2 separate regions of the Homo sapiens genome follow, and region 2 is linked to region 1. A link is a loop called in an ENCODE intact Hi-C map of the cell type or tissue named here. Cell type or tissue: PC-3. All regions are shown on one strand. Links, peaks and the distances in the headings refer to the core of each region. The heading gives the core; the rest is flanking DNA. Region 1 holds the start of LOC105369983 (a long non-coding RNA gene). Region 2 overlaps CCDC63 (coiled-coil domain containing 63).

Region 1 (15,252 bases), core at 3,052-11,051:
ATCCTCTGGCAGATGCCGTTCTTGGCCAGCTTCTCCTTGACCTGGCGGGTGAGCTCCAGCGTGTCTACCTCACGGTACATGTACAGCTCGTACTGCTCGGGGGTCAGCGGCGGCACGGTGGGCTTCAGGGTGCGCGGCACGTAGGCCGGGTAGTAGGGCAGCCGCGCGCCCGCCTCGGCCGTCGCGCCCTCAGCCTTGAGCTCGCCCGTCCTGGGGGGTTCGTCCTCCGCCCCTGCCGCCGCCTCGTCCTCGGGGGGCACAGGGGCCTCGTCCCCGCGGGGCCAGGCGCGGCCGTTGGGCTGGCCAGAGTAGCCAGAGGAGGAGGAGGAGGACAGCGAGGGCGACACGGAGGCGTAGGGGCGGCTGAGCAGGCCGCGGTCGGAGGCCCAGTGGTGGTCGAAGTAGCCGGCGTCGCCGATCTCGGACTTGACCTTGCGGATGATGCTCTGCACGAAGGCGGCGGGGGACAGGACCGGGAGCGGCGCCTGCGCGGGGCCCCCGCTGCCCTCCTCCTGCTTCACCAAGGCCGGGGCCCCGTTCTGGCTCGCGGTGGCCAGTGATGGCCGCTCCGGGGGCGAGGGGGGCACCGAGCGGCCCCTGGGCGCCACCTCCATCTCCAGCAGCGCCTGCTGTTGCGCCTGCATCTCACGGCGTGCCTGCTCCAGGATGCTCTTGATGGCGTCCTCCGAGGTGCTGGCGGGGGTCGTGCCGTTGGCGATGCTCAGCGGGGCCACCGAGGTCTTGGGCTCGCCTGCGGGGAGGGGGACAGGACGGCCCGAGGCCCAGGGTCAGGGCTCGGCATGCAGGGGACGATGTTCACAGCATCCCTGTTGATGCCAGCACGGTGTCCAGGCAACCTCTGTGTCCAGCAACTGGGGATTGGCTAACTAAATTATGATCCCTCCCTGTGGCAGAATATTAGGCAGCCACCCAAAATTCGGTTGACAGTGAGGTTTTGGCATATGCAGAGAACATGCTCATGCGGATAATGCAATGCAAACACAGACCTGACTTTTGTTTTGTTTTGTTTTGAGATGGAGTCTCACTCTGGTGCTCAGGATGGAGTGCAATGGCACGATCTCAGCTCACTGCAACCTCTGCCTCCCCACTTCCAGCAATTCTCCTACCTCAGCCTCCTGAGTAGCTGGGATTACAGGTGTGCACCACCATGCCCAGCTATTTAGCTTTAGTAGAGACAGGGTTTTGCCATGTTGGCCAGGCTGGTCTTGAACTCCTGAGCTCAAGTGATCTACACCTCAGCCTCCCAAAGTGCTGAGATGACAGGCATGAACCACAGTGCCCGGCCTGACCTGACTTTTACATAGGCAATGATCCAACCATGTAAATGTTCAAAGACAAAGAAAACACGAAGGCACAGAAAAGTGGCTTGTTCACTTGTTCTGTTTTAAAAAAAAAATTCTTTAAAAATATTTCTTTCCTTCCTCATTTCCCTTCCCTTTCTTCCTTCCTTTCTTTCATAGAGATGGGGTCTTGCCATGTTGCCCAGGCTGGTTTCAAACTCCTGGCTTCAAGTGATTCTCCTGCCTGGGCCTCCCAAAGTGCTGGGACTACAAGCATGTGCCACCATGCTCAGCTAATTTTTGTATTTTTTGTAGAGACGGGGTTTTGCCATATTGCCCAGGGTGGTCTCAAACTCCTGGGCTCAAGTGATCTGCCCTCCTCAGCCTCCCAAAGTGTAGAGATTACAGGCTCGAGCCACTGTGCCCAGCCCTTCACTTGTTCTAATAGCAATGAATCCAAATGCCCATGCAGAGAATGGATCAAAAACAGTGGGATGGGCCAGGCACAGTGACTCACACCTGTCATCCCAGCACTTTGGGAGGCTGAGGCAGTCAAATTGTCTGAGTTTAGGAGTTCGAGACCAGCCTGGGCAACATGGCAAAACTCAGTCTCTGCAAAAAATACAAAAATTAGCCAGGCGTGGTGGCTCACACCTGTACCTCAGGGTCTGAGTTGGGAGCATTGCTTGAGCCTGGGAATTCGAGGCTGCAGTGAACCAAGATTGCACTCCGACCTGGGTGACAGAATGAGACATCCATCTCTAGAAAAAAAAATAGTGGGATGATCACACAATGGAACACTATGCAGCAGTGAAAAAGGAAGTCCTTATGCAAAATCAGATATGAATCTTTTTTTTTTTTTAAAAAAAGAGATGTGGTCTTGCTATGCTTCCCAGGCTGGAGTGCAGTGGCTCGATCTCAGGTGCGATCATAGCTCTCTGTGGTCTCAAACTCCTGGGCTCAAGTGGTTCTCCTGCCTCAGCCTCCCGAGTAGCTAGGACTACAGGTATGAGCTACCGTGCCCTTTGTGTGAATCCTAATAACATAATATTGAGTGAAAAAAGCAGGTGAAGGCTGGGAGCAGTGGCTTATGCTTATAATCCCAGCACTTTGGGAGGGTGAGGCAGGAGGATTACTGGAGCCCAGGAGCTCAAGACCAGCCTAGGCTACAAAATGAGACCCTGACTCTACAAAAAAGTGAAAAAAAAAAAAAAAAGAAAAAAGAAAAAAAAATTAGCCAGGCATGGTGGTGTATGCCTACGGTCCCAGCTGAGGCAGGAGGATCACTTGATCCTGGGAGGTCGAGGTGGCAGTGAGCCATGTTTGCACCACTGCACTCCAGCCTGGGCAACAGAGTGAGAGCCTATCTCAAAAAACAACAACAATAACAACAACAACAACAACAAAAACAAGTCCAATAAGATGGCACTCAGTATCACGTTTTCTTTTTTCTTTTTTCTTTTTGACTGAGTCTTGTTCTGTTGCCCAGGCTGGAGTGCAGTGGCGTGATCTCAGCTCACCTCAACTTCTGCCTCCCAGGTTCAGGCAATTCTCTTGCCTCAGCCTCCCGAGTAGCTGGGATTACAGGCACTCGCCACCAGGCCTGGCTAATTTTTTTTTGTATTTTTAGTAGAGATCGGGTTTCACCATGTTAGCCAGGCTGGTCTCAAACTCCTGAGCTCAAATGATCTGCCCACCTTGGCCTCCTAAAGTGCTAGGATTACAGGTGTGAGCCACCGCGCCCGGTCGGTATCACATGTTTTCTATCAAGTTCCATAACAAATAACATAAACACTATATGATTTAGTGAAAAACCTTTTCTACAAATGGCAAACACAAAGGAACAACAGGACAAAATTTTAGGATGAAAGACATCTCTGGGAGAGGAAGGCAGGGGTGGGATGGGGAGGAAAATGCCAGATCTCAGTTATTGGGAATTTTCTAAATCTTGGGTTGGGCAATATGTTCCCAGAGGTTCATTCTGTCATTTACATGAGTGAACGAATGAATGAATGCATGAATATACACACACATATATACACATATATATATATGCACGTGTGTACACACATACACACAGACACCTGAGAGAAGGCCATGCAGGCGGCAGCCCTGAGAGTGTGTCATGAACCAAGGATAATAGATGGATCTGTGCCCTGAGGAATGACAATTAACCAGTAAATGAAAAGGTGCTTCCCTCTGCCCTCAGAGAAGCGTTCCCGACACCAGAGTCTCTCTAGCTCTGCAGAAAGCCAGATCAATGTAACCCCTTCTTCATTATCTCTGTGTAGCTTTCATCCTAGTGGGTCCTCTTAGACCCATTAAAAATAATTTTCATTGCTTTTCCAATTAAAAAGTAATATAGCAATGGAACATTATTTTGTCATAAAAAGGAATGAAGCACTAACAGGGGCTACAACAGGAATAAGCCTTACAAACATGGGGCTGAGTGAAAGAGGCCAGACGCAAGGTAGCACATATGATATGATTCCATTTACACAAAATGTGCAGAACAGGTCAATCCACAGAAACAGGATGCAGATCAGTGGTTTCCAGGGGCTGGGGGGAGAGTGGAAAGGAGAAGCACTGCTTAATGGGTATAGGGTTTCCTTCTGGGGTGATGAACATGTGTGAACTGGAGAGAGATGATGGTTGCATAACACTGACTATACTAACTACTACTGAATTGTACACTTTAAAATGGTTAATTTTGGCCGGGCGTGGTGGTTCACGTCTGTAATCCCAGCACTTTGGGAGACTGAGGCAGGCCGATCACTTGACCTCAGGAATTTGAAACCAGTCTGGCCAACGTGGTGAAACCCCGTCTCTACTAAAAATACAAAAATTAGCTGGGCGTGGTGGCACGCACCTGTAATCCCAGCTACTCAGGAGGCTGAGGCAGGAGAATTGCTTGAACCTGGGAAGTGGAGGTTGCAGTGAGCCGAGATCACACCACTGCACTCCAGCCTGGGCGACAGAGCTAAAGACTCTGTCAAAAAAAAAAAAAAAAAAGAAGTGCCGGGCGCGGTGGCTCAAGCGTGTAATCCCAGCATTTTGGGAGGTTGAGGCAGGCGGATCATCTGAGGTCAGGAGATTGAGACCAGCCTGACCAACACGGAGAAACCCCGTCTCTACTAAAAATTAAAAAAAAAAAAATTAACCGGGCGTGGTGGCACATGCCTGTAATCCCAGCTACTCGGGAGGCTGAGGCGGAATCACTTGAACCCAGGAGGCGGAGGTTGTGGTGAGCCGAGATTGCGCCACTGCACTCCAGTCTGGGCAACAAGAGCACAACTCTGTCTCAAAAAAAAAAAAAAAAGCTTAATTTTATGTTATGAGAATTTTACCTCGATTAAAAAAAACTCATACTTGCCTACTATGGGAGCACAGAGGAGCATGCAAAAAAAAGCACAAAAAGTCAAGATCAAAATGAAAGTCACCCTTACTGTCTCTTAGGAGCAACCACGTGAAATATTCTCATGTATTCCCTTCCAGTCTGTTTTCTAAACTACATGCATCGCATGATCATACTCGATATGTGGAAGTGTAGTCTGGTTTGTCCCCATTTAGTATCAACATGAGTGTTTTTTTTCTTTTTTTCTTTTTTGGAGACAGGGTCTTGGTATGTTGCCCAGGCTAGTCTCAAACTCCTGGGTTTAAGCGATCTTCCTGCCTCAGCCTCTCAAGTAGTTGGGACTACATGCATTTGCCACTATGCCCAGCTAAATTTTTTCTTTTTTTTTGAGACCGAGTCTTGCTCTGTTGCCCAGGCTGGAGTGCAATGGCGCGATCTCGGCTCACTGCAACCTCTGCTTTCCAGGTTCAAGTGGTTCTCCTGCCTCAGCCTCCTGAGTAGCTGGGATTACAGGTTCCTACTACCATGCCTGGCTAATTTTTGTATTTTTAGTAGAGATGGGGTTTTGCCATGTGGTCCAGGCTGGTCTCCAACTCCTGACCTCAAGTGATCCATCTGTCTTGGCCTTCCAAAGTGTTGGGATTATACAGGCGTGAGCCACTGTGCCCGGCCCCATTTTTTCTTATCATTAAAAGTTCTACCTTTAAGGGCTGCACATGCTGCTAAAGGGATATTATCTGCTTTACTTACCAGATCCCCCACTGCTGGACACTTAGGTTGTTTTGTTTCCAGTTTGTCACTCTTATGAACAATGATGGAACAGCTTATATATAAACCCCTGTCCCCATTCTGGACATTTCCTTCCAATCCCAGAAGTAGAACTCGTGATTGAGCAGTTAGTCACATTCATTTCCTCCCTGGCAGCGGCTCATGTGCCCACTGCTTAGCATTCATTTTTTTTGCCAGGGGTATGGGGCAATAACCTTTGTATTTTTCCTCTTGCTGAACTCCTAGACCCTGAATATAAGACTACTGGCTGGCCCATGGAGAGCAAACGTTTTCCTCTGCTGCGATGCTGTCTTTGACATTGCCCTGGTGCCTGCTTCCGACCCCCAGGAGAAAGTGCTGTATAAAGAGGTGAGAGACCTGGGGTTTCCCTCTGTCTCTGTGTAACTGAACTCATGTCTTCCCTCCCTAGCCTCAGTTGTCCTGTCGGTTTAGTGGGAGACTTTGGCTAGTTATTTCTTTTTCTATTATTTTTTTTTGAGACAGCATCTCACTCTCACCCAGGCTGGAGTGTAGTGATGAGATCTCGGCTCACTACAACCTCTGCCTCCTGGGCTCAGGTGATCCTCCTGCCTCAGCCTCTTGAGTAGCTGGGACCACAGGTGTGTGCCACCACACCTAGCTAATTTTTGTATTTTTAGAGGAGATGGGGTTTTTTTTTTTTTTTTTTTTTTTTTTTTTAGACTGAGTTTTGCTCTTGTTGCGCAGGCTGGAGTGTAGTGGTGTGATCTCCGCTTACTGCAACCTTTGCCTCCCAGGTTCAAGCAATTCTCCTGCCTCAGCCTCCAAATAGCTGGGATTACAGGCACCTACCACCATGCCCAGCCAATTTTTGTATTTTTAGCAGAGACGGGGTTTCACCATGTTGTCCAGGCTAGTCTCAAACTCCTGACCTCAGGTGATCTGCCCGCCTTGGCCTCGGCCTCCCAGAGGCCCAGATGAGAAGATGGTCTGGGCACGGTGGCTCACGCCTGTAATCCCAGCACTTTGGGAGCCGAGGCAGGTGGATCACGAGGTCAGGAGTTAGCTGCCACACCCAGCCCTGGCTAGTTATTTCTCATGGTTCTTTTCATCTCCATATCATGTCTCACCCATATCTGAAATCTGTGTCTAGACCACAGTAGGTGCTTAATAAATGTTTACTGCATAATTACATCCTTCTCTGTCTTGCATCTCTCTTGCTACTGGAACTGACCAAGAGGGAAATTAGGCTCAGGGGATTTTACAGGTGGGGCAGGGTAGCCGGGTAATCCCTTATCCCCTCACCCCTCCCGGGGACCAGGCAGGAGGGAGGGCCATTGATTGGGAAACATCTCGGCTCCTGGCGGCAACTGGAGGGATTCAGGACACCTGCTCGGAGCAGCCACCAGGGGGCAGCAGACACTGCAAAAATGGAAGAGGGCTTTGAAACCGGAGTCCAGGGTCTCAGTCAGTCTACGCTGTGCTGGGTGTGAGGATGGAACTCGGTCCCTGGCTGCAAGAAGCCCCCACAGCAGACGGAGGGACAGCCACACCAGCAGAGTCGTTTGTGACAGCGCAGAACTGCAACAGGGAGGTAATAATGATAATATTTGCTGTAATGATGGCTGATCTTTCAGGATTACACTGACCTCATTTGATCCTCACACAACCCTAAGAAAGGAAAACTAATACAGTCCCCATTTTTTTTTTTCTTTTTGAGATGGAGTTTTGCTTTTGTCACCCAGGCTGGAGTGCAGTGGTGTGATCTCGGCTCACTGTAAGCTCTGCCTCCTGTGGTCAAGAGATTCTCCTGCCTCAGCCTCCTGAGTAGCTGGGATTACAGGCGTGCGCCACCACGCCCAGCTAATTTTTTTGTATGTTTAGTAGAGACAGGGTTTCGCCATGTTGGGCAGGCTTGTCTCTAACTCCTGACCTCAGGTGATCCGCCCGCCTCGGCCTCCCACAGTCCCCATTTTAAAGATGAGAAGATGGGCGGGGCACGGTGGCTCACGCCTGTAATCCCAGCACTTTGGGAGGCCGAGGCAGGTGGATCACGAGGTCAGGAGTTCAAGAGCAGCCTGACCAACATGGTGAAACCCCATCTCTACTAAAAATACAAAAAAAAAAAAAATTAGCCAGGTGTGGTGGCGCGTGCGTGTAATCCCAGCTACTCAGGAGGCTGAGGCAGGAGAATTGCTTGAACCAAGGAGGTGGAGGTTGCAGTGAGCTGAGACTGCGCCACTGCACTCCAGCCTGGGTGACAGAGTGAGAATCTGTCTCAAACAAAGACGATGAAGGCACAAAGAGGCTAAGTAACTTGCCCAAGGTCACATAGCCAATAAACAGCAGAGCCAGAATTTGTGGCCAGTCCAGCTCCACTACACCAAGCAAACAGGTCACTGTGGTGGGGGTGGAGGGAAGCGGGTGCAGTGTCCAACCCATCTTCTTGCAGGAGGTGACTTCTGAGTTGAGTCATAGGTATGAGTAGGAGTTGGCCAGGTGAAAGGTGTCTGGGGTAAGGACAGCATCAGAGGCGCAGGGTGGAGTGCACGGCAGCTGGGCATGACTATGAACAGTTCATGTGACAGGCATGGAGGGGCCTGAAGACTGTAGGGCCTGTAGGCCTTGTCGAGTCTTGGGATATTTTTCTTTTTTTTTTTCTGACAGAGTCTTGCTTTGTCACCTAGGCTGGAGTGCAGTGGTGTGATCTCGGCTCACTGCAACCTCCGCCTCCCGGGTTCAAGCAATTCTCCTGCCTCAGCCTTCTAAGTAGCTGGGATTACAGGCACATATCACCATGCCCAGGTAATTTTGTATTTTTAGTAGAGATGGGGTTTTACCATGTTGGCCAGGCTGGTCTCGAACTCCTGATCTCAGGTGATCAGCCTGCCTTGGCTTCCCAAAGTGCTGGGATTACAGGCATGAGCCACTGCGCCTGGCCAAGGGTTGAGATTTTATGTTGAGAGCTGTGTGGAACCATGGCAGGGTTCTGAGCAGTGCCACAGCTACCCATGCGCTCTAGACAGGTCCCTCTGGCCTCTGGTGGTTCTGATCCACCTTGGATTCCCTCTGGGGTGGACAAAGGTAGACGAAGCCTCATCTCCTGTTCGCAGCTGGCCCCGGGGGCCTCAGGCTTTGCCTGCAGGGGTCACACTCACCGCCCTTCTGCGACTCGATCTCCTTCTTGGCCTGCTCTAGAATGCTCTTGATGGCGTCGTCTGAGCCTGTCTCAGGCGTGCGGATTCTCGGGGTGATGCTGCCTGGGGAGGCAAGAAGGCATCTGTGGCAGGATCTGCATGTTGGGCTCAGTCTCCGGAGCCTGGTGGGGTAGGGGGGCTGTCTCCTCCTCCCAGAAGAGTGAGGGTCAGACCATCAGTGAGATGGCAGGGCCACTGCTTAGTCTATGTAACAAACTGTGGGCCTGTGAGTGATTCTGGTGTGAAATAAGAATCATAATAACGAGGCCAGGCACAGTGGCTCATGCCTGTAATCCCAGCACTCTGGGAGTCCGAGGTGGGAGGATCACTTTAGGTCAGGAGTTTGAGGCTATCCTGGCCAACATGGTGAAATCCTGTCTCTACTAAAAATACAAAATTAGCCAAGCATGGTGGCTTGCACCTGTAATCCCAGCTACTCAGGAGGCTGAGGCAGGAGAATCGCTTGAACCCAGGAGGCGGTGGTTGTAGTGAGCCAAGATTGTGCCACTGCACTCCAGCCTGAGTAACAGAACAAGACTCCGTCTCAAAAAAAAAAAAATAATAATAATAAAGAAATAGGGTACAGTGGCTTATGTCTGTAATCCCAGCACTTTGGGAGTCCAAGGCGGGTGGATTACCTGAGATCAGGAGTTTGAGACCAGCCTGATCACTATGGTGAGACCCTGTCTCTACTAAAAATGTAAAAATTAGCCAGGCATGGTGGCGTTGTGACTGTAATCCCAGCTACTAGGGAGGCTGAGACAGCAGAATTGCTTTAACCCAGGAGGCAGAGGTTGCAGTGAGCTGAGCTTGTGCCACTACACTCCAGCCTGGGTGACAGAGTGAGATTCCATCTCAAAAAAAAAAAGAAATGATGACGACAATGACTATGGCAACCACCACCCCTAACAGTTCTCAAGCAGCACTGCATGCCAGGTGCTGTGGTCAGTGCTTGATGCCCGTTTAATCCTCATGGTGCCTCCTGGAGGCTGACAGATGCAGAAACCGGGGCACAGGTGAAAGGAGTTGTCTGAGGTCACCCAGTGGGTGAACAGCAGAGCTGGGACTCAAACTCAGGCATTTGTGAGGCCACAGCTGGGACCCTTCATACTGATTACCTGAAAAATCAAGTCTGGTAAGGTTGGCGGTCTTACAAATGTATAAACTGAGGCTTGGAAGTGCTGGATGAATACCTGCCAGGGCAGCGCCTGGAGCCTTTTCCCGCCACCCTTACCCTGAGTGCCCCAGGAAGGGCAGACTGTCTCTGGCCAGGGCCAGGAAGGAGAGAGCGAGGATGTATTTCCTGCTTTTACAGAGGGGAAACTGAGGCACAGACAGGCAAAGCCACTGGCCCTGGGTCACACAGCCAGGTGGTGGTAGAGCTGGGCTTTGAACCCAGAGCGCGTGTCCTCAGCCCCCAGCCCTGATGCCCTGGACCTGGCGTGGTGGCCAGCGGGGACGGGCCCTCTTGGGCACTCACCTCGCTGCCGCACTTGGATGGTCCTGAGCGCCAGTACATTCTGCTCATCCGACAGGAACTGCTTCATCTTGATGAAGGGCTCCTTGCCCTTCACCGTGAGCTTGCGCCAGGGCTTGGGCCGGGCTAGGATCTCGCTGACCGAGCCCTGCGACAGCCCCAGCACGTAATGCCCAAACACCCGCTGCCCGATGTTGTGTTTCAGCAGCTGCTCCTTCACCTGGAAGGCGATCTCTGCCGTGTCCAGCTGCTCCTCCTCTGCCCCGGGCCCCGCCGCTCCGCCCCCACCACCATCCGCGGGCTCAGGACCGCCCAGTGGCTCAGGGCCAGGGGCCGGGGTGGCAGGGGCTGTGGGGGGCTTGGCGCCATAGAAGGCTGGGGGGAACACCAGCAGGCCGCCCGCCTCTCCCTTGAAGGCGGCTGGGGGCATCATCAGTCTCTCCCCTGATGCCAGGCTGGGGAAGGGGGACAGCGAGAAAGTCCGAGTGCCGTCAGGCCCCAAGCTGGGGCCCAGCAGGGGCTGCCCGGGGCTGGGAGACAGGGGGTCTTCTGGCCCTGGTGGAGGTGGGAGCTGCTGAGGGGAGGGGTAGGACTGCTCCGTGCCCAGTGAATCCTTGATGGAATCGTCCTCTGATGGGTCTTCCTCTAGAACACCCAGACAGACAGACAGACAGACAGACGGGGAAGACGATGATGAGGGGAGAGAGAGACAGGGAGAAAAAGAACCAGAGGGGGAGAGAGACAGAGAGAGACAACGAGAAAGAGAGACAGAGAGAGAAACCACATCAGAGAGACAGAGAGAGAGAGGGAGAGCGAGACAGAGACCACATGTGAGAGAAAGAAAGAGACAATGAGAGAGACAGAGAGAGAAATCACATGAGAGGGACAGAGAGAGAGAGAGGGAGAGCAAGACAGAGAGACCACATGAGAGAGAGAGAGAGAGATAAAGAGACAAAGAGACAGAGTGAAAAACCACATGACAGAGAGAGGCAGGGAGAGGGTCGGGGGGGAAGAGACAGAGAGAGACAGAGACATATATAGAGACAGAAAGTCAGAAATAGAGGAAGGAAGGAGGAGGAGGAGGGAAGGGGTTGGTGGGGAGGTGGGGGTGGGGAGCAGTGCTATAGGCGTCCAGCAGCTGGAAGCGCCGACCTTGGCTCTTTCTGCCCTACCCCCTCCATTCTCCAACTCCCACTCTTCCAGGCCCCATCCAAATGCCAGTTCTGGGGAGCGCCCCACCCCCATCACCAAGAGCATCAGCTGAGAACTTGCTATGGGCCCAGCACCTTGGCCTGGGGTGGGAAGTCGAACTTGCCACCACCTGCAGATGGGCCCTTGCTGGGCACCCACCCTGGAGCTGACTCACTAGACCTACATGGCACCCATGAAGTGGGCCCCAAGGTCACACCCATTTTATGGATGAGGAAACAGAGGCAGCACAGTGTCCTGCCTGGGGCCACAAGGCTAAAAGTTCAGTGGGTGGCTGGGTGCGGTGGCTTATGCCTGTAATCCCAGCACTTTGGGAGGCTGAGGCAGGCGGATCACCTGAGGTCAGGAGTTTGAGACCAGCCTGGCCAATGTGATGAAACCCCATCTCTGCTAAAAATATAAAACTTAGCTGGGTGTGGTGGTGCATGCCTGTAATCCCAGCTACTCAGGAGGCCGAGGCAGGTGAATTGCTTGAACCCAGGAGGCGGAGGCTGCAGTGAGCCGAGATCACACCACTGCACTCCAGCCTGGGCGACAGAGAGAGACTCGGTCTCAAAAAAAAAGTCAGCGGGTGGCTGACAGGGTGATCATGTCCGCAGCCTACTGCTCCCCACAGTGGTCGGCTGTGGGGGGTGTAATGACAATGCCCTGCTTGTCCCCCTGTGACCACTTCATGAAAGCCGCTGCAGCTCAAGAAGGCTCAGTGGGGAGTGGAGCTCTTTAGGGGGCCTTGGAAGGGCCCAAACCAGCTGTGTGACCCCAACGATGACGTGGGTGTTTGTGGATGCCCTGCAGGACAGGCATACAGCAGGTGCCAAATCAATGCACACCTGTTGTTCTGTCGTTCTCCTGCCTGCATGGAAGGCAGTGGTCCTTGGGCATGAGAAGGCCAGAGACCCACAGGCAGCCCCCGCCCCAGCCCTCAGCCCCAGAGTATCCTCCTCCCCTACCAGGGCTGGCCAGGAGGCTGGGCTTCTCCAGAAGGAATTTCTGCGTGGGGAAGAAGGCCTCCTTTGCAATAAGCAGTGAGTCTTCAGGCTTGGCCATGCCCTAGGAGACAAGAGGCAGGTTGAGAGGGCACCTGGTGGGCGGAAGGCTCACTGGGGCAGCCTGCCCTGCAGGGATGGTGGCAGGGACACTTACCTGGGGGAGGCTGCAGGTGCTGGAGGCCAGCTTCATGGCTTTCAGGATGCTGCCAGAGCAAGTGGAGAGGGTCTGAGGTCAGCCAGCCCCCGGGCTGGAGGAGAGGTCTTTCAAGAGGCACTGACCCGGCTTACCTCCCTGACAATGACTGCTCCATTCCCCAGAACCCCATTAATTCCAGAGTCATTGCAACCCCAGGCCTGAAGTAGCAGGCTCATTAACAGGTGGCGATGTTACCTGGAGGGGTGCTGCCTGAACTGACCCATTCTGGCCAGCTTGAGTTTAGCTGGTTAATGAATCACCTTCCAGTTACCATGCCTATAATAAGTTCCCTTGTATGGTCTACAGGCAGCTTCTTTTTTTCTTTGAGATGGAGTCTCACTCTGTCACCCAGGCTGGAGTGCAGTGGCACGATCTCTGCCTCCCAGGTTCAAGCGATTCTCCTGCCTCAGCCTCCCAAGTAGCTGGGACTACAGGTGAGCGCCACCACACCTGGCTAATTTCTGTATTTTTAGTAGAGACAGGGTTTTGCCCTTTCGGCCAGGCTGGTTTTGAACTCCTGACCTCAGGTGATCTGCCCGTACAGGCAGCTCTTAATGGAAAAGGACTGAAGATGGTTGAATTTCGTTTTGTTTTTGAGACAGGGTCTCACTGTGTTGTCCAGGCTGGAGTGCAGTGGTGCCACCACAGCTCACTGCAGCCTTGACCTCTCAGGCTCAAGCAATCCTCCCACATCAGCCTCCTGAGTGGCTGGGACTACAGCACGCATCACCACCACTCCTGGCTAATTAAAATTGTTTTTTTCTCACAGAGATGGGGTCTCCCCATTGTTGCCCAGGCTGGTCTCAAACTCCTGACCTCAAGCGATCCTCCTGCCTGGGCCTCCCAAAGTGTTGGGATTACAGGGATGAGCCACTGCACCTGGCCTGAGGATGGTTAAGGTTTGATATCCACAGTGTTAGTGGAGAGAAGAACAAATGGGGTTTAGTAGGAGGGAGGAAGATGATGAACTTTGCCAAGAGCTCCTGGCCAGGGAAGAGCACTGAGGGTCTGTGGAGCCCCACCCCACATGGTACCTCAGCTCCGTTTTAATTTCCTCATAGTCAGACTGGGCCTGGAGCTTCTCTTCCAGCTTCTAGAAGAGCAAAGAAAGATGGTGAGGCTGGTCTGTGTGCTTCTGCATGGGGCCGCCTGCCCGCCTGCCTCCTCCCCAGGACCCACTTCTATGGCCTCGGACTTGGCCGTGAGCTGCCGCTCCAGGTCGGCGATCTGGTTGGCGGATGCCTCCTCCAGCTCCTGCAGTGAGCTCTGGAGGTGCTGCACGTCCTTCAGCAGCCGCAGGATCTCCCTGTCCTTGGAGGCCAGCGCGGCCTCCAGCCGAGGGCCCGAGCACAGAGTGAAGTTCACCTTATCCTGCAGGCAAAGGGGTCTTTGAGGGGCTGAGAGGTGAGGGATGGGGGTCCACAGGTCTGGCCTCCCCACCCCTGAATCCCAAGCAGAATGCAAATTTGTTGATCTGGATGATGGTATGGGGTGTGCTTGTGTTGAAAAATTCAAAGTGTTGTATACTTATGACTTGTACACTTTTCCTTATGTATTAAGTTACACTTTGATTAAAAGATTTATTAAAAAAGAATAGCCATGACAAAAGGAAGGAGTCAGCTGAGGTTGGGGATTGGGTGCTCGCACCAGAGGAAACAGCATAGGTAAAAGTTTGAGTTTCTTTCTCAGGTCTGGCTCCTACTCCAGGGGGATGTCCCCATTCTAGGCAATAAGGGACCCTCAGGATTAGACTTGACACCTTGGAGCCACGGACCACGTTATGGGCGGCTCTTTCCTCCGCCTAATTTGCTGATAGCCCCAAGACCCATGGCTTCTCCACATTTTAGGAAATGGACCCTCTGTCCTGGATGAAGATGGAGAGGTTGCTGTTTGAGGAACCTGAAGTCAGGCTGATGTCAGGCTTAGTTACAAATAAATCTAAGAAACATTAAAAAAAAAAAAAAACCAAACAAACAAAAAGCCCCAACCCAACCCCAGCTTTCTTCCATGGAGATAAATGCCAATTAAAACAGGAAGCGGATGCCATTAATACATTAAATTAATTAGCATCGAGTGCCACTGTTGTGCTCAGAAAAGCACACCCCCCAAACCAGCAAAGTTCCCTGGGGCTGATTAGCACAGGCATTTGCCGGGTTCCACGGGGGTTAATTAAGAACCATTGGCAAATTCCTCTACGAGGCATCCTCATGGGCTCTCACTCTCCATCTCTCTCCACACAGCCTCTCTCTCCTGTGTTCACTCTCTCTGTGTTATGCCGTCACCCAGGAACATGGACACACACAGAATCTCCTGGGACACAGACACAGGCTGACACACAAGGACACACCTATAGCCACAGCACACACTAACACATGCAGTTTCCCAAATATGCTGACACACACACACAAATACACACGCATCAAAGAGAGACACTCACAAGGACACATCATCACACACAACAGACATGCGCGTGCTCAAAGAAGCCACATGCTCTCATGAGCAAAAACACCCCAGACACACCAAAGACACATTAACAATTATAACAGTAGCATCAAGTACTTAGTGAGCATATACAATGACCCAAGCACCATTTTAGGCACTTTACACATAATCCATTTTTTTTTTCAGAGACAGGATCTTGCTGTATTGCCCAGGCTGGACTCAAACTCCTGGGCTCAAGTGATCCTCCTGCCTCAGCCTCCTAAGAGGCTGGGACTACAGGCATGTGCCACCATGCCTGACTCATGTAATCCTTTTAATAACCCTATAAAGTAGATGTTA
Region 2 (15,252 bases), core at 4,153-12,152, 420 kb after region 1:
TTGAACCTGGGAGGCAGAGGCTGCAGTGAGCCAAGATTGTATCACTGCACTCCAGCCTGGGTGACAGAGCGAGACTCCATCTTAAAAAAAAAAAAAAAATTAGCCGGGCGTGGTGTCGGGCACCTGTAATCCCAGCTACTCGGGAAGCTGAGGCAGGGGAATCACTTGAACCTGGGAGGAAGAGGTTGCAGTGAGCCAAGATTGTGCCACTGCACTTCCACCTGGGCAACAGAGTGAGACTCTGTCTCAAAAAATAATAAATAAATAAATAATATTGGCAACCAAAATTTGCTATCATATCTCAGGAACCACATAGATTCAGATATTGAAAGCAACCTGTCCATAGAGACAAATTGGGTAAATGCTAAACACTAGGACTGCGGTGAGAGGGAATAATAGTGGTCGGGGGGAGTAGGGGGTGAAGCTTCAGATGGGTGGGGACAGGGCAGCTTCAGTGCAGGGAGGACAATGAAACTGAGATTTGAGAATGTGGAGGAACTGGGCATGGGACAGGTCTTCCAGGAACAGCCTGTGCAAAGGCCCCAAGGTAGGAACAAGATGCAGGGGCAGCAATGGATTTGGAAGGATCGAGAGGAGGATAGTGTGGCTACAGGTGAGCCAGGGACAGAGCAGGACAAGAGGAGATCAGAAATATAAGCAAGGCCAGGCTAGAAAGAACCTGATAGGCTGTGTGCAGAAAAAAGTCAACACAGCAGGGTGAGGCTTTCTCCTCTGAAAGCCTTGCTGACCAGGTCAGGCTTGGGCTGGCATCCGGGAACCTGGATTTCAGCAGGATTCCCAACACCATTAACTGATAAGAGTGGCTCGCCTGAATGGATAAAGAAAATGTGGTGGCCGGGCGTGGTGGCTCACACCTGTAATCCCAGCACTTTGGGAAGCCAAGGCAGGTGGATCACCTGAGGTCAGGAGTTTGAGAACAGCCTGGCCAACGTGGTGAAACCCCATCTCTATTAAACATACAAAAATTAGCCAGGTGTGGTGGTGGGCGCCTATAATCCCAGCTACTTAGGAAGCTGAGACAGGAGAATAACTTGAACCCAGGAGGCAGAGGTTGCAGTGAGCTGAGATCATGCCATTGCACTCCAGCCTAGGTGATGAGAGCAAAATTCCATCAAAGAAAGAAAGGAAGGAATGAAGGAAGGAAGGAAGGAGAAAGAAAATGTGGTACATATACATGATGTATATGTACAAAAAAAGAATGAGATCCTGTCATTTGCAACAACATGGATGGAACTGGAGGTCATTATGTTAACTGAAATAAGCCAGGCACAGAAAGACAAACTTCACACGCCCTCACTTATCTGCAGGATGAAAAACAATGAACACATGGAGATAGAGACTGGAAGGATGGTTATCAGAGGCTGGGAAGGTCAGTGGCAGGTGGGAGGGAGGTGGGGCTGGTTAATGAATACAAAAAAACAGAAAGAATGAGCAAGACTGGGCACAATGGCTCCTGCCTGTAATCCCAGCACTTTGGGAGGCCAAGGCAGCGGGATGACTTGAGTACAGGGGTTCGAGGCCAGCCTGGGCAACATGGCGAGACCCCATATCTACAAAAAAAAATAAAAATAAATAAATAGATAAAATAATAAGAACTAGTATTTGATAGCATAACAGGGTGACTATAGTCAAAATAATGTAATTGTACATTTTAAAATAACTAAAAGAGTATAATTGAATTGTTTGTAACACAAAAGATAAATGCTTGAGGGGATGGACGCCCCGTTTTCCATGATGTGATTGTTGTGCGCTGCATGCCTGAATCACAATATCTCATGTACCCTACAAAATACACACCATGTACCCACAAAATTTAAAAAAAATTTTAAAAGAGTGTCTCACCATGCCTAAATAGTTTGCACTATATGGTTTATCACATGGTTCACACTAACACATTGCTTTGCCAATTTTGTTCTGTACCCTTTTACTGTAATAAATCATAGCCATATGTGTGACTATATACTGAGTCCTGGAAGTCCTCTAGCAAATCACTGAATGTGGCCAGGAGGCTAGAATGTGTTTGGGGAACCTCCCAAACACAGAGTGTACTAAGAATCTGATGTTTGGCTGGGCGCAGTGGCTCACGCCTGTAATCCCAGCACTTTAGGAGGCCAAGGTGGGTGGATCACGAGGTCAGGAGATCGAGACCATCCTGGCCAACATGGTGAAACCCCATCTCTACTAAAAATACAAAAATTAGCTGGGCGTGGTGGCGTGTGCCTATAATCCCAGCTACTTGGGGGGCTGAGGCAGGAGAATCACTTGAACCAGGGAGTCAGAGGTTGCAGGGAGCTGAGATCGCGCCACTGCATTCCAGCCTGGGTGACAGAGTGAGACTCCATCTCGAAAAAAAAAAAAAAAAGAATCTGAGGTTTAATTCAAGGAGCAGTGGAAGCCATTCATTCCAAATTGTCAGGATCTATGCAGGTATGCCCCTCCCTGTCCTCTCTGAGCTTAGGGTCAATGCCTAGAAATGTATGTGATTGCTAATAGATTTGCTACATGCCAGGCACTACTCTGAGCACTTTATTCCTTCCTTTCTAATTTGTGTGCCTTTTATTTCTTTTCCGTGCTTTATTGCATTGGCTAGGGCCTCCAGTACAGCACTGAATAGGCATGGTGACAGCACGCAGACATCCCTTCCTTGTTCCTGATCTTAGGAGAAAAACATTCCACTTCCCACTCCCACCAGGAAGGATAAGATTCGCTGTAGTTTTGGGTGTTATTATTATTATTTTTTTGGTTTGCTTGAGACAGAGTCTTGCTCTGTTACCCAGGCTGGAGTGCAGTGGCACAATTTTGACTGACTACAACCTCCACTTCTCAGGTTCAAGCAATCCTCCTGCCTCAGCCTCCCGAGTATCTGGGACTACAGTGTACACCACCACACCCAGCTAATTTTTGTATTTTTAGTAGAGACAGGGTTTCACCATGTTTGCCAGTCTGGTCTTGAACTCCTGACCTCAAGTGATCTGCCCGCCTCGGCCTCCCAAAGTGCTGGAATTACAGGTGTGAGCCACTGTGCCTGGCCTAGTTTTGGGTGGTTTTTTGTAGATGTCTTTTATCAAGTTAAGAAAGTTTCCTTCTAGTTCTAGTTTGCCGAGAGTTTTCTTTTTTAAAATCATGAATGGATGTTGAATTTTATCAAATGCTTCTACATTTATTGATATGATAATATCATTTTTCTCTAATAACTATACATTTATTTAAGCCTCCCAACAGTCTTATGAGGTAGATACTGGGTTCACACCAATTTAAAAAAAAAAAAAAAAGAAGGCATTAAAAGAGACCCATTTTTGTCGATCAAAAATCTGAAGCACAGTGAGGTTCAGAAACCTGCCCTGGCCAGGTGCAGTGGCTCATACCTGTAATCCCAGCACTTTGGGAGGCCAAGGAGGGCGGATCACTTGAGCAAAGGAGTTTGAGACCAGCCTGGGCAATGTGACAAGATCCTGTCTCTACAAAAAATACAAAAAATCAGCCGTGTATGGTGGTGCATGGCTGTAGTCCCAGCTACTTTGGAGGCTGAGGTGGGAGGATCGCCTGAGCCCAGTAGGTTGAGATGGCAGTGAGCCATGATTGGGCCACTGCACTCCAGCCTGGACAACAGAGCAAGACCCTGTCTCAAAAGAAACAAAGCAAAACCAAAAAACAAACCTGCTTAAGGCTCCAGAGCTGGTAAGTGTAGACCCAGGATTCAAACCCAGGCAGGCTGGCTTTAGTGCCCACACACTTTGCCACAAAGCTCACTACTCCATAAGAGCAAGGCCTTATGCTCAGTCACAGAAAGTTCTGGAAATGTTTCCTAAGACTCCAACGGGCCCCAGCTTGACTCACCAAAATACTGCGGAAGGTTGATGTCAGTGACTTTCCCCGTCTCCCCTAACTGCACCAGGATCTTGGTGGCGTCACAGTTTATCTTCTTGAACAGTTTCTCCACTGAGTTCTTCAATAGATCCAAGGTCTTGCTGACCTCCCCGTACTTGCTCTCATACATATCTGCCTCCTCCGTGGTCTTCCTCAGTTTATCCTGGTGGCAGACCCCAATTCCCACCTGCTCAGGAGGACTTTCAGTGGGCAGGGTGTTTGGGACCCTCTGGGGTCAGGGTCTCCAAACTGCGGGTTTTCAAACCTCTGAGGGGACACGAGATCAATTAAATGGGTTCCCATCAAATTTTAAAGAAATAAAATAAAATAGAATAGCAATGAAAGGGAGAGAAGAAAAAATACTAGTGTACATTGAGGGTCGTAATAGTAAATATTGTTCAATGTAAGTTTTGCTTCACTTACTTGTCTATGTGTGTCTACATGTCTACAGGATTACGAATTTTTTTTTTTTTTTTTTGAGACAGAGTCTCACTCTGTCACCCAGGCCAGAGTGCAGTGGCATGATCTCAGCTCACTGCAACCTCTGCCTCCCAGGTTCAAGCAATTCTCATGCCTCAGCCTCCCAAGTAGCTGGGATTACAAGCAGGTGCCACCATGCCCAGCTAACTTTTTTTTTTTTTTTTTGTATTTTTAGTAGAGACGCAGGCTGCTCTCAAACTGCTGATCTCAAGTGATCTGCCCACGTTGGCCTCTCAAAGTGCTGAGATTACAGGCATGAGCCACCACGCCCAGCCTACAATATTTTTTAAAAGCTGTTGACTCTTTAATTTTTATTTATTTATTTTTGAGACAAGGTCTCACTCTGTCACCTAGGCTCCAGGCTGGAGTACAGTGGCCCAATCTCGGCTCACTGCAGCCTCAACTTCCTGCACTCAAGCTATCCTCCCACGTTAGCCTCCAGAGTAGCTGGGACTACAGGCAGACGCCACCATGCCCAGCTAATTTTTGTATTTTTTTTAGAGATGGGGTTTCACCACGTTGCCCAGGCTGGTCTCGAACTCCTGGATTCCAGCAATCCTCCCACTTTGGCCTCCCATTGTGCTGAGATTACAGGCATGAGCCACCTCGCTCAGCCAGTTCACTCATTTTTTAAAAAATGGTGATCCACCTGAGGCCAGAAGTTCAACACCATCCTGGCCAACATGGTGAAACCCTGTCTCTACTAAAAATACAAAAATTAGTTGGGCATGGTGGCATGTGCCTGTAATTCCAGCTACTGGGGAAGAGGCAGGAGAATTGCTTGAATCCAGGAGACGGAAATTGCAGTGAGCCCGAGATCATGCCACTGCACTCCAGCCTGGGTGACAGAGCGAGACTCTATCTCAAAAAAAAAAAAAAAAAACAAGGTGGTCCACAGGAAGAAATACATTGCAGCCAACACATACAAACATACATACGTATGTTGTGTATGTAGATTTATCCATATTATCTAATCAAATGAATATAAAATTTCACAAATCAATATTTTAAAAAAGCACAGTTGGGGTCTTGCTCTGTCACCCAGGCTGGAGTGCAGTCATGTGATCATAGCTCACTGCAGCCTTGAACTCCTGGACTCAGGTGATCCTCCTGCCTCAGCCTCATGAGCAGATGGGACTACAAGCATGCAACACCACACCCAGCTAAGTTTTTGGGTTTTTTTTTAATTTTGTAGAGATGGGATCTTGCTGTGTTGCCCAGACTGGTCTTGAACTCCTGAGCTGAAGAAATCCTCCTGCCTCAGTATCCCAAAGTGCTGGGATTACAGGTGTGAGCCACCATGCCAGTTCAAATCAATATTCTTTTTTTTTTTTTTTAATAAAATTAGAGACAAGTTCTTACCATGTTGCCCAAGCTGGTCTCAAACTCCTGGGCTCAAATGATCCTCCTGCCTCAGCCTCCCAAAGTTCTGGGATTAACAGATGTGAGCCATTGCACCCAGCCTCGAATCAATATTTTTATTATGTGTTCTAATATTTTCTCTTCTGTTCTGTTCTATCTCACTATTTTAAAATGTTGGCTACCATCCAATAAACTGATTTTACCATTCACAGTTTAAAACACATTGCCCTAGCCCAGTGGTTCTTAAAGTGTGGTCCCAGGACAAGCAGCATCAGCTTCACCTGGGAACTTGTTAGAAATGCATATTCTTGGCCCCCACCTCAGTCTTACTCAGTCAAAGGCCCTGGGGGTGGACCAGGCCACCTGGTTTTAGCAAGCCTCCCGGTGATCCTGGTGCACAGTAAAGTCTGAGAAGCTCTGCCAGCCTGTTGGATCTCAGCCTTGGCTTCACACTGGTATCACCTGGGAACTTTAAAAATATTTGCTGCCCAACTCCACCCTCAGTGATTCAGAGTCTTAATTGGCCTGGGGCGCAGCCTGGGCATCTGGGAGTTCTCATTAAAGCCTCCCAGGTGATTGTGACGTGCAGCTGGACTGAGGATCACTGTTCTAGGGTATTTCCTTCCCTGATTCCTGCCTCTCCCTCAGAGATCTTAGCTTGCAAAGGTGAACTGGACCCTGGGTGAACCAGCCCCATTCCCACTGGTGAACTCTGCACGCACCATCCCGGATAATGATCTCAAGGGGTCGGCCCTATTCACACCCCTATTTTACAGGTGAGAAAACTGAGGCTCTGAGGCATACAGCCAGGAGAAGGAAGCCAGGAATTGAGCTCAGTCTCTCAACCAGCACATCAGGTGGCTTCCTCCACCCGGCTACTAGAATGTTTAGTTCCCAGGGCTGCAAATTTCCCATATGACAAGAGCGGCCCTTTCTAAAGATGCATTAGGCCAGGCATGGTGGCTCACGCCTATAATCCCAGCACACTAGGAGGCTAAGGTGGGAGAGTCACTTGAGCCTGGGAGGTTGAGGCTGCAGTGAGCTGTGATCCCACCACTGCACTCCAGCCTGGGCGACAGAGCAAGACTCTGTCTCAAAAAATAAATAAATTATAATAAAAGTGCATTTAAGAAAATCACAATTTTAAAAAAATCACAGGATTCATTTTTTAAAAGTCAATGTTCAGCTTGATGTGGTGGTTATAATACATGTCTAGCTCCTAAAATATTCCAGGTACTTTACACACATCATCTGAACTCAGCCTCATAATCGGCCTAGTTTTCAGATGAGGAATGTTGAGGCCAGAGAAGAAAAGTGAATTCAGGTTTAGCTTCCCTGTACCAAGCTCATCCAAAGGCTTGACCTTGAGCTCAACTCTTCACTTTGGCAATTATTTAGTAACAAAGTGAGGGTGACTTACCAGTTTTTCTGGCTCACATGATAACAACAACAATAATAATAGCTACAATGTACAGCTCTCTGCATTACAGTGTGCCAAATGTATACATGTGTGATTTTATTCAACCTTCACAGCCCTAAGAAGTAGGTATGATTATTATCCCCATTTTACAGATGTGGAAACTGAGGCTCAGAGAGGTTGAGTCACTACCTCAACGTCACAGAGCTAGGAAGTGACTTTTCTGCAAGTCATAGCCAGGCTCCCAGAGCTTGGTTGCTTAATTCCTATGCAAAACCCTCCCATGATGGATGTGGTCCCACCACTTCTCCCAAAGGGAAGGAGATGATGAAATAAAGGGTTTCAAGAATAGAGCAGGTGGAAGTGATCTTTAGCAGGGGGTAGGAAACATCTGTGAGTCTATTGCTATCAAGACTGATTCTGGCCAGGCACAGTGACTCACGCCTATAATCCCAGCACTTTGGGAGGCCAAGGCGGGCGGATCACCTAAGGTCAGGAGTTGGAGACTAGCCTTGCCAACATGGTAAAACCCCGTCTCTACTAACAATACAAAAAATTAACCGGGTATGGTGGCACGTGCCTGTAATCCCAGCTACTCGGGAGGCTGAGGCAGGAGAATCGCATGAACCCGGGAGGTGGAGGTTGCAGTGAACCGAGATCGTGCCACTGCATTCCAGCCTGGGCGACAGAGCGAGACTCCGTCTCAAAATTAATTAATTAATTAATTAAAATTAAAAAATAAATTAAAAATTAAAGTTATCTCGGCATGGTGGTGTGCACCTGTAATCCCAGCTACTCGGGGGCGGAGGCAGGAGAATCGCTTGAACCCGGGAGGTGGACGTTGCAGTGAGCGGAGATCGCGCCACTGCACTCCAGCCTGGGCAACAGAGTAAGACTCCGTCTAAACAAACAAAGAAACAAACAAAAACAATTATCCTGCTTAGAGTATCTGCATTTGAAAAGAAGCCCCTCAAAGTCATGCTAAAGCCAAAGTAACAAAAAGCTAGCGGTGGGGCTTCAGGCAGAGGCGAGGGAGATGTTTGGCTTTGCCTGATCAGCCTGTTCCAAACGCCAAGATGTAGAGGGGCGCCAGTCTCAACCTCAACAAGAGTCTGGATTCTGGGTGGCCCCGAGTGAAGGACGTGGGCCCCAGGCATCTGCCCAGCTTGGGGAGGGTCTCCGTGGACCTGGACCCTGCCTGGAACCCTGTTATTCCCCATACCCAGATATCCGGGAGATGCCGCTCTGAGCACCTCAATGGGCAGCATGTGCTTTGCTGCCATCCAGTGGCCTAGAGGAGAATAACACCCTGGCGGCCATCCCTGTCTCCCAGGTGCGCGTCAGACAAAAAAAGCAGAAAACAGCCGCAAAGAAGGGAAGGGAAATGACTCCGGAGGGCAGTTGCCAGGTCTTTGTCAGACATATGCTATCCACTCTTTCCTTATACCTCAGTAACAAAACTCTGATTGTATTTAGGGTGGCAATGTGACCAACTAAAAGTTACATTTCCAAACCTCTCTTGCAATAGGGGTGGCCAATGAAGTTTAAATACAGAAGTCATTGGCTGAGACTTCTGGGAAGGCACTTTTAAGCTGTCTGACTCTGCTAGTGAGGATTTTTGTTGTTGTTGTTGCAGCTCCCACTTTCTTCCTATCTGGAATGTATATGCAACGGCTGGATCTATGGCAGCTACGATGCAACCATGAGGTGCCCTTGGAATATAAGTCACCCACTAAGGATGGCAAAACAGAAAGACGGAGCCCAGGTCACTGATGACATCATAAAGGTGCCATACCAGCCCTGAAGTGCCTATTTCCAGACTTATTTCCTTTTTTTTTTTTTTTTTGAGACAGGGTCTCACTGTGTTGCCCAGTGCAGTGACACGATCTCGGCTCACTGCAACCTCCACCTCCCAGGCTTAAGCAATTCTCCTGCCTCAGACTCCCAAGTAGCTGGGATTACAGGTGTGCGCCACTACCACCTGGCTAATTTTTGTATTATTAGTAGAGATGGGGTTTCACCAGGGTGGCAGACTTATTTCTTAAAGTAAATAAACTTGTATCTTGCTTAAGCCACTATTATTTGGAGTCCCTATTATTAGCAGCTGAATAAAGCTCAAAACGTATACAATATCCCAGCTCCTTGATGTTGGTCAAGTGACTTAACTTCCGTGAACCTTAGCCTCTGCATCTGTAAAACGACGAGATCAACAGCACCTGCCACCAGGATTCAATGAAAGTGCAAGCCAAGCTCTTAGCCCGGCGCCTCGTACATGGTAATTACTCCAGAAGTGTGTGTATTTGCTATTACTGATTGAGAACAGGGCACAGGCAGGACAAGGGGAAGAAAGAGGGAAAGAGGCAGAGATCCATGTGGAAGGAGCCCATCAGGGATGAAATTGCAGGCCCAAGAGCCCGGGCTGGACTCCCTGAAAAGGGGGGTGGGGGCTTTAGAATGGAAGAAGGGACAGAATTCCACAATGACATTGTAGCAGAGGCTGCCCGGGACAAAACGTCAGGACATGTCTGGATGTGATCCAGGCCAGCCTGAGTCATGGGGCAGACCTCTTACTGCTCCTGAGAAGCAGCTGACAGATGCCCGACGGACAGACAGACAGAAGCTCCCGTCAGACACAGAGACAGACAACAGAAGCTCCCGCATCCCTCCCTCCCGATCCTGTTCTCACCTCCAGCTGTCTCAGGACAGAGTGGTTGTCATCGTGGGACAATTTCTGCTGGGATCGCAAGAGGATGATCTCGTCCTGCTCGGGAGAGAACAAGACCATGAGGAAAAGTGGGCTCTTCCCTCCCCACTGCTCCCAAAAATAAGTGTGCGCCTCAAAGAGTCGATGAGGATTTCAATGATCCGTTTCAAAGAGCCCCAAACACCTGGGCCCCTCTTAGGCCCGTGGGGTTATTATTTTTTTTTCTTCTGATGTTTCTTAAGTAAAAGGAGGGTGAGAGCATGAAAGGGGGTGGGAGGGGTGAGTCATCCTTTCTTTCTTTATCTTTTTTTTTTGAGATGAAGTCTCGCTGCGATGCCTAGGCTGGAGTGCAATGGCACAATCTTGGCTCACTGCAACCTCCTAGATCTCCCAGGTTCAAGCGATTCTCCTGCCCCAGCCTCCTGAGTAGCTGGGACTACAGGCACGCACCACCAAGCCCAGCTTTTTGTATTTTTACTAGAGATGGGGGCTTCACCATATTGGTCAGGCTGGTCTCAAACTCCTGACCTCAGGCGATCCGCCCGCCTCAGCCTCTTCTGGAAAATTCTAGAACAATGCAGTCAATAGAATTTTCTGTTCTGATGGTAATGTCCTATCCACCCTAATACTGTAGTCACTAGCCACATGGTGCTGAGCACTTGAAATATGACTGGTGCCACTAGGAACTAATTTTTCTTTTTTTTCTTTTTTTATTTTTATAGAGATGGGGGGTCTCACTATGTTGCCCGGGCTGGTCTCGAACTCCTACACTCAAGCAATCCTTCCGCCTCAGCCTCCCAAAGTGCTGGGATTACAGGCCCACAGTGGCACAGAGCCACTGTGCCCAACCTCTGATGAACTAATTTTTAGATATTGTTTAATTTCAGTTAATGTAACTTAAAAAGCCACACGTGGCTGGTGGCTATGGTATTGAAGAGTGTGGCTGTGGAGTGGGAGTTCTCAAACCTGAGCATACTCTCAGACTCTCCAGAGTCACCTGGAGGCTTGTGAAAATGCAGAATGCCAGAACCCATGCCCAGGGCTTCCGATTCTGTTGGTCTGGGTGGGGCCTAAGAATGTACATTTCTAACAAGTTCCCAGGTGATGCTGCCACTGCTGTCCCAGGGACCAGCTTTGAGAACCACTGGGCTTAAACCATGTGCTCTGATAGAAAAAAGCTCACACCTTTCGACCGACCAATCTCATGCCTAGGAGTCTGTCCCATGGAAATAACAGAACAGGTCGGCAAAGGTGGACCCTCAGGGCTGTCTGTTGTATTCTTGTTTATAGTGGCCCCCAGTTGGGGACAATCAAATGTCTACTGATAGGGGGTCAGTTAATGATGGCACATTCATAAAACAGGGGAGAGGGTCTTGGGTTAAAATATGGCTAAAATGCAGATTCCTGGCCCATCCACAGAGAAGCTATGTCTGTAGGTATGGGAGGGGTTCTGGGGAATGTGCTTTTCTTCTTCTTCTTTTTTTTTTTTTTTTTTTTTGAGAAAGGGTCTCTCTCTGTCACCCAGGCTGAAGTGCTGTGGCATAATCACGGCTCACTGAAGCCTTGACTGCGATCCTCCCATCTCAGCCTCTCAAGCAGTTGGGACCACAGGCACATGCCTGACTAATTTTTTAAAAATTTTTCTGTAGACACGGAGTCTCACTATGTTGCCCAGGCTGGTCTTGAACTCCAGTGCTCAAGTAATCTTCCTGCCTCAGCCTCCCAACATGCTGGAATTACAGGTGTGAGCCACTGTGCCTGGACAGGAATGCATTTTTTTTGTTTTTTGGTTTGTTTGTTTGTTTGTTTGTTTGTTTGTTTTGAGACAAGCTCTTGCTCTGTTGCCCAGGCTGGAGTGCAGTGGTGTGATCTCAGCTTACTGCAACCTCTGCCTCTCGGGTTCAAGCGATCCTCCCATCTCAGCCTCCTGAGTAGCTGGGACTGCAGGCATGAGCCACCACACCCAGCCTGGAATGTGCATTTTTAAGAAGCATCTTGTGATTCCATGCTACAGAGCATCTAGGGTCTCCAGAAGCCATTAAAAAAACACAGCAGGCTGGGCATGGTGGCTCATGCCTGTTATCCCAGTGCTTTGGGAGGCCAAGGTGGGCAGATCACTTGAGCCCAGGAGTTTGAGACCTGCCTGGGCAATATTGTGATATTCCATCTCTACAAAAAAATACAAAAATTAGCCAGATGTAGTGGTACATGCCTGTAGTCCCCAGATACTCGGGAGGCTGAGGTAGGAGAATCCCTTGAGCCCAGGAGGCGGAGGTTGCAATGAGCCGAGATCCCGCCACTGCACTCCAGCCAGGCGATAGAGCAAGATCCTGTCTCAAAAAAAAAAAAAAAAAAAAAAGAAAAGGAGGAAAAAAATAGAAGATGTTGGGAGGTATCTATGGTAAGTTGTTGGGAAACAAAACGTTTACAGAATAGCATGAACTGTCTAGTATGATCTAGTACTACAAACAGGCTTGTAAATGGGCGTGTGTGTGTGTGTCTGTCTATGTGTGCAAACGTGTAACCACACACTGCCTTCATAAAGCAGTGTCAATAAAATGTTAATTATCTCCAGGTCATGATATCTTGGTGACTTTTACTTTTTCTTTATGTTTTTCTGAATTGCCTACACTTTCCCACAGGTGTATAATAATATATTTACACAATTTGGAAAATTCTACAAAGAACAAATACAAACCCAAATCAGGAAGAATCCCATCTCCTAACATAGCATTGCTTCATGTTTTTGGTAAGAGCTCTATCTTGCTTTTTTTCCCCCTGTAAAGATTGGAAGGCTCATCTCCTTTAATTTTTAAATTTTTTTTTTTTTGAGACAGGGTCTTGCTCTCTTGCCCAGATGGAGTGCAGTGGTGCGATCTTGGCTCACTACAGCCTCGACCTCCCAGGCTCAAGCAATCCTCCCACTTCAGCCTTCTGAGTAGCTGGGACTAGAGGCACACACCATCACACCCAGCTAATTTCTTTTTGTGTCTTGTATTTTTTGTAGAGATGGGGTTTCGCCATGTTGCCCAGGCTGGTCTCAAACTCCTGGGCTCAAGTGATCCGCCCACCTCGGCCTCCCAAAGTGCTAAAAATTTTTAATTTTTAAAAAAGCAGAAAGAACTCTACCAAAAAGATGAAACAATGCTATGTCCGTGTGATGGAATTATTCCTGATTTGGAGGTTGTATTTATACTTTTTAGTATTTTCCAAATTGTGAAAAAAAATTCTAATCGGAAAAAAATATATGATTTTGGAAAAAGGAAAAAAGAAAGGAAGTGAGTCTTCCGATCTTTACAGGGCAGGGGTGGGGTGGGGGATCTCTACCAAAAAGATGAACCAATGCCATATCCAGGTGATGGGATTCACATTGAGACTTTTTACTATTTTGCAAATTGCATCAATAACCTGAGTCGATGGCACCGCTCCCCTGCTCGGAGATCTCCCATGGCCCCTGCCTCTCTGAGAAATGGCCAAAACCTCTTCTGGAAATGTGCCCAGCAGCCCTCACCTCCCAGATTCATCCCCTCTCCCTCCCATGTCTCTCTCTGTGCGCCAGACACCCTGGCCTGCTTGCAAGCTGCGTCAGGGCCTTTGCGTGTGCTGTTGCTGTTTCCTCTGCCTGGAGCGTTCTTCCCCAGAGATCTGGACAGCTCAATCCTTCACCTGTAAGTTCACTCAGATCTTAACTTCTCAACTGCCCGGGGCCCCAACCGGCTCCAAAACCCGTCTTACGCTGTGCGACTTCATCTTTTTACCCACACTGCATCTCCCTTTCTAACTTACTCTATAACTTACGTAAGTATTGGGCTTGTTGTTTATTGTCTGTTTCTCCCTGCCAAAACAGCAGTTCTGTGAGGGCTGAACTTTTTGTCATCCTGTTCACTGCCACATTATCAGGGTCTAGAGCAGTGTCTGGAACGCAGTAGGTGCTCAATAAATACTTGCTGGATGAACGAGTAACCAAAAGGACATTTGCTTCAATCAGATACACAACTTTATATGATAATAACTATGTTACATTTGAAAAGCACAACCATTGACACCAGCCTGGGCAACACACTGAAACCTCATCTCTGCAAAAAATACAAAAATTAGCTGGGTGTGGTGGTGTGTGCCTGTAGTCCCAGCCACTCTGGAGGCTGAGATGAGACGATCACCTGAGCCAGGGAGATTGAGGCTGGAGTGAGCCAAGATCAAGCCACTGTACTCCAGCCTGGGTGACAGTGTGAGATCCTGCAAAAAAAGAAGAAAGAAAAAGAAAGAAAAACGAAGGAAGGAAGGAAGGAAGGAAGGAAGGAAGGAAGGAAGGAAGGAAGGAAGGAAGGAAGGAAGGAAGGAAGGAAAGAAGGACCAAAAAAAAAGTTGGAAGTTGGAAGGAAATATTTCAGAATGTCACCAGTGATTGTCTCAGGCAATGGGATAGTGGGTGGTTTAAAATTCCTTCCATCCTTAGTTGCTTTCCAGATTCTCTACAGTGAGCATATCTTTGTCCTATAACATTTTTTGCAAAATTAAGTCTTACCATTGGAAATCAGTGCTCTCTGGACTTATTCAACAGGCATTTGCAGATCTATTTGAGCCCAAAAAGTCATAGTTCTGTAACCTTAACAAAGAGCTTGGAAGCTACTGTTCTGGTCCAAATATCACTCTACAGATGGGGAAACTGAGGCCCAGAGAGGGCAGCGCTTACCCATCTTAGACATATTTGTCATGACCCTAAGGAAGAGGGTCCCCTTATGAGGAGTGGGGAAAATCAAGGCCAATTCAGCTCAGGAATATTTTCTATCAGGTCAGGATATTCAGCTGGGGTCCTCATACCCCTCTGCTAGGGCTTGTCCTCCCTCGGTGTCCCACTGGGACCCGAGAATTCAGGGTCCTGCCCACTTCCAGGCCTGCCCGCAAAGACCTTCCCTGCAATACCGCAAATGGACGCCAGAGGACAGTGGTGACGCGCCTGAACCTCAGTTAGCAACTCAAAGGCCCGCTAAGCTCTGCGGGCCCTGGAGCACTTCAGCCTGGCTGGTCTCTGTGAGCGAAGAGGGAGCCGATGGCTCCGTTTGTAGGAACTCGGATTCCCGCGGGAATGTGGGCGGGAGGTGTCAGATCTGATTTTCCAAGGGAAACCAGAAATTCAGACTTTCATGTGGAATATCCTGGTTTTTAAATCACTGCCACTAAGAATTTAACAACTTGGGGAGGTGGAGGAGACCAAACGAAACTAAAAAAGAAGGCTGGGGCCGGGCGCGGTGGCTCACGCTGTATTCCCAGCATTTTGGGAGGCCGAAGTGGGCGGATCACGAGGTCAAGAGATGAGACCATCCTGGCCAACATGGTGAAACCCCGTCTCTACTAAAAATACAAAAATTAGCTGGGCGTGGTGGCGCGCGCCTGTAGTCCC

Evidence for each region. A loop is a pair of places that touch in the nucleus more often than their neighbours do. Peaks named below come from ENCODE experiments on the same cell type or tissue, not always from the same donor. Only the 100,000 strongest peaks of a DNase experiment are listed, where the experiment ranks them.
Region 2: it touches region 1 in a loop (10-fold over the local background); 66 of 110 quality-filtered maps call a loop at or near these places.

What each region holds. Positions count from the first base shown.
Region 1 is chr12:111,305,511-111,320,762 of GRCh38, reverse strand. It overlaps CUX2 (cut like homeobox 2), which reads right to left. Exons shown (of 22, transcript NM_015267.4): 11 at 13,651-13,842; 12 at 13,506-13,564; 13 at 12,430-12,478; 14 at 12,237-12,336; 15 at 10,081-10,722; 16 at 8,562-8,663; 17 at 1-751. It overlaps LOC105369983 (a long non-coding RNA gene), which reads left to right and starts at 601. Exons shown (of 4, transcript XR_945341.2): 1 at 601-690; 2 at 5,671-5,793. In PC-3, for the core only: CTCF peaks have their summits at 6,617 and 6,820 (motif pointing right); DNase peaks (open chromatin) are centred at 5,542, 6,812 and 7,862; H3K4me3 peaks cover 384 bases; H3K27ac peaks cover 1,005 bases.
Region 2 is chr12:110,887,732-110,902,983 of GRCh38, reverse strand. It overlaps CCDC63 (coiled-coil domain containing 63), which reads right to left. Exons shown (of 12, transcript NM_152591.3): 9 at 9,834-9,908; 10 at 3,859-4,051. Among named protein-coding and RNA genes, the nearest start is that of MYL2, 25 kb to the left of the region's middle. In PC-3, for the core only: CTCF peaks have their summits at 8,211 and 8,427 (motif pointing left); DNase peaks (open chromatin) are centred at 6,233, 8,443 and 9,713; H3K4me3 peaks cover 761 bases; H3K27ac peaks cover 961 bases.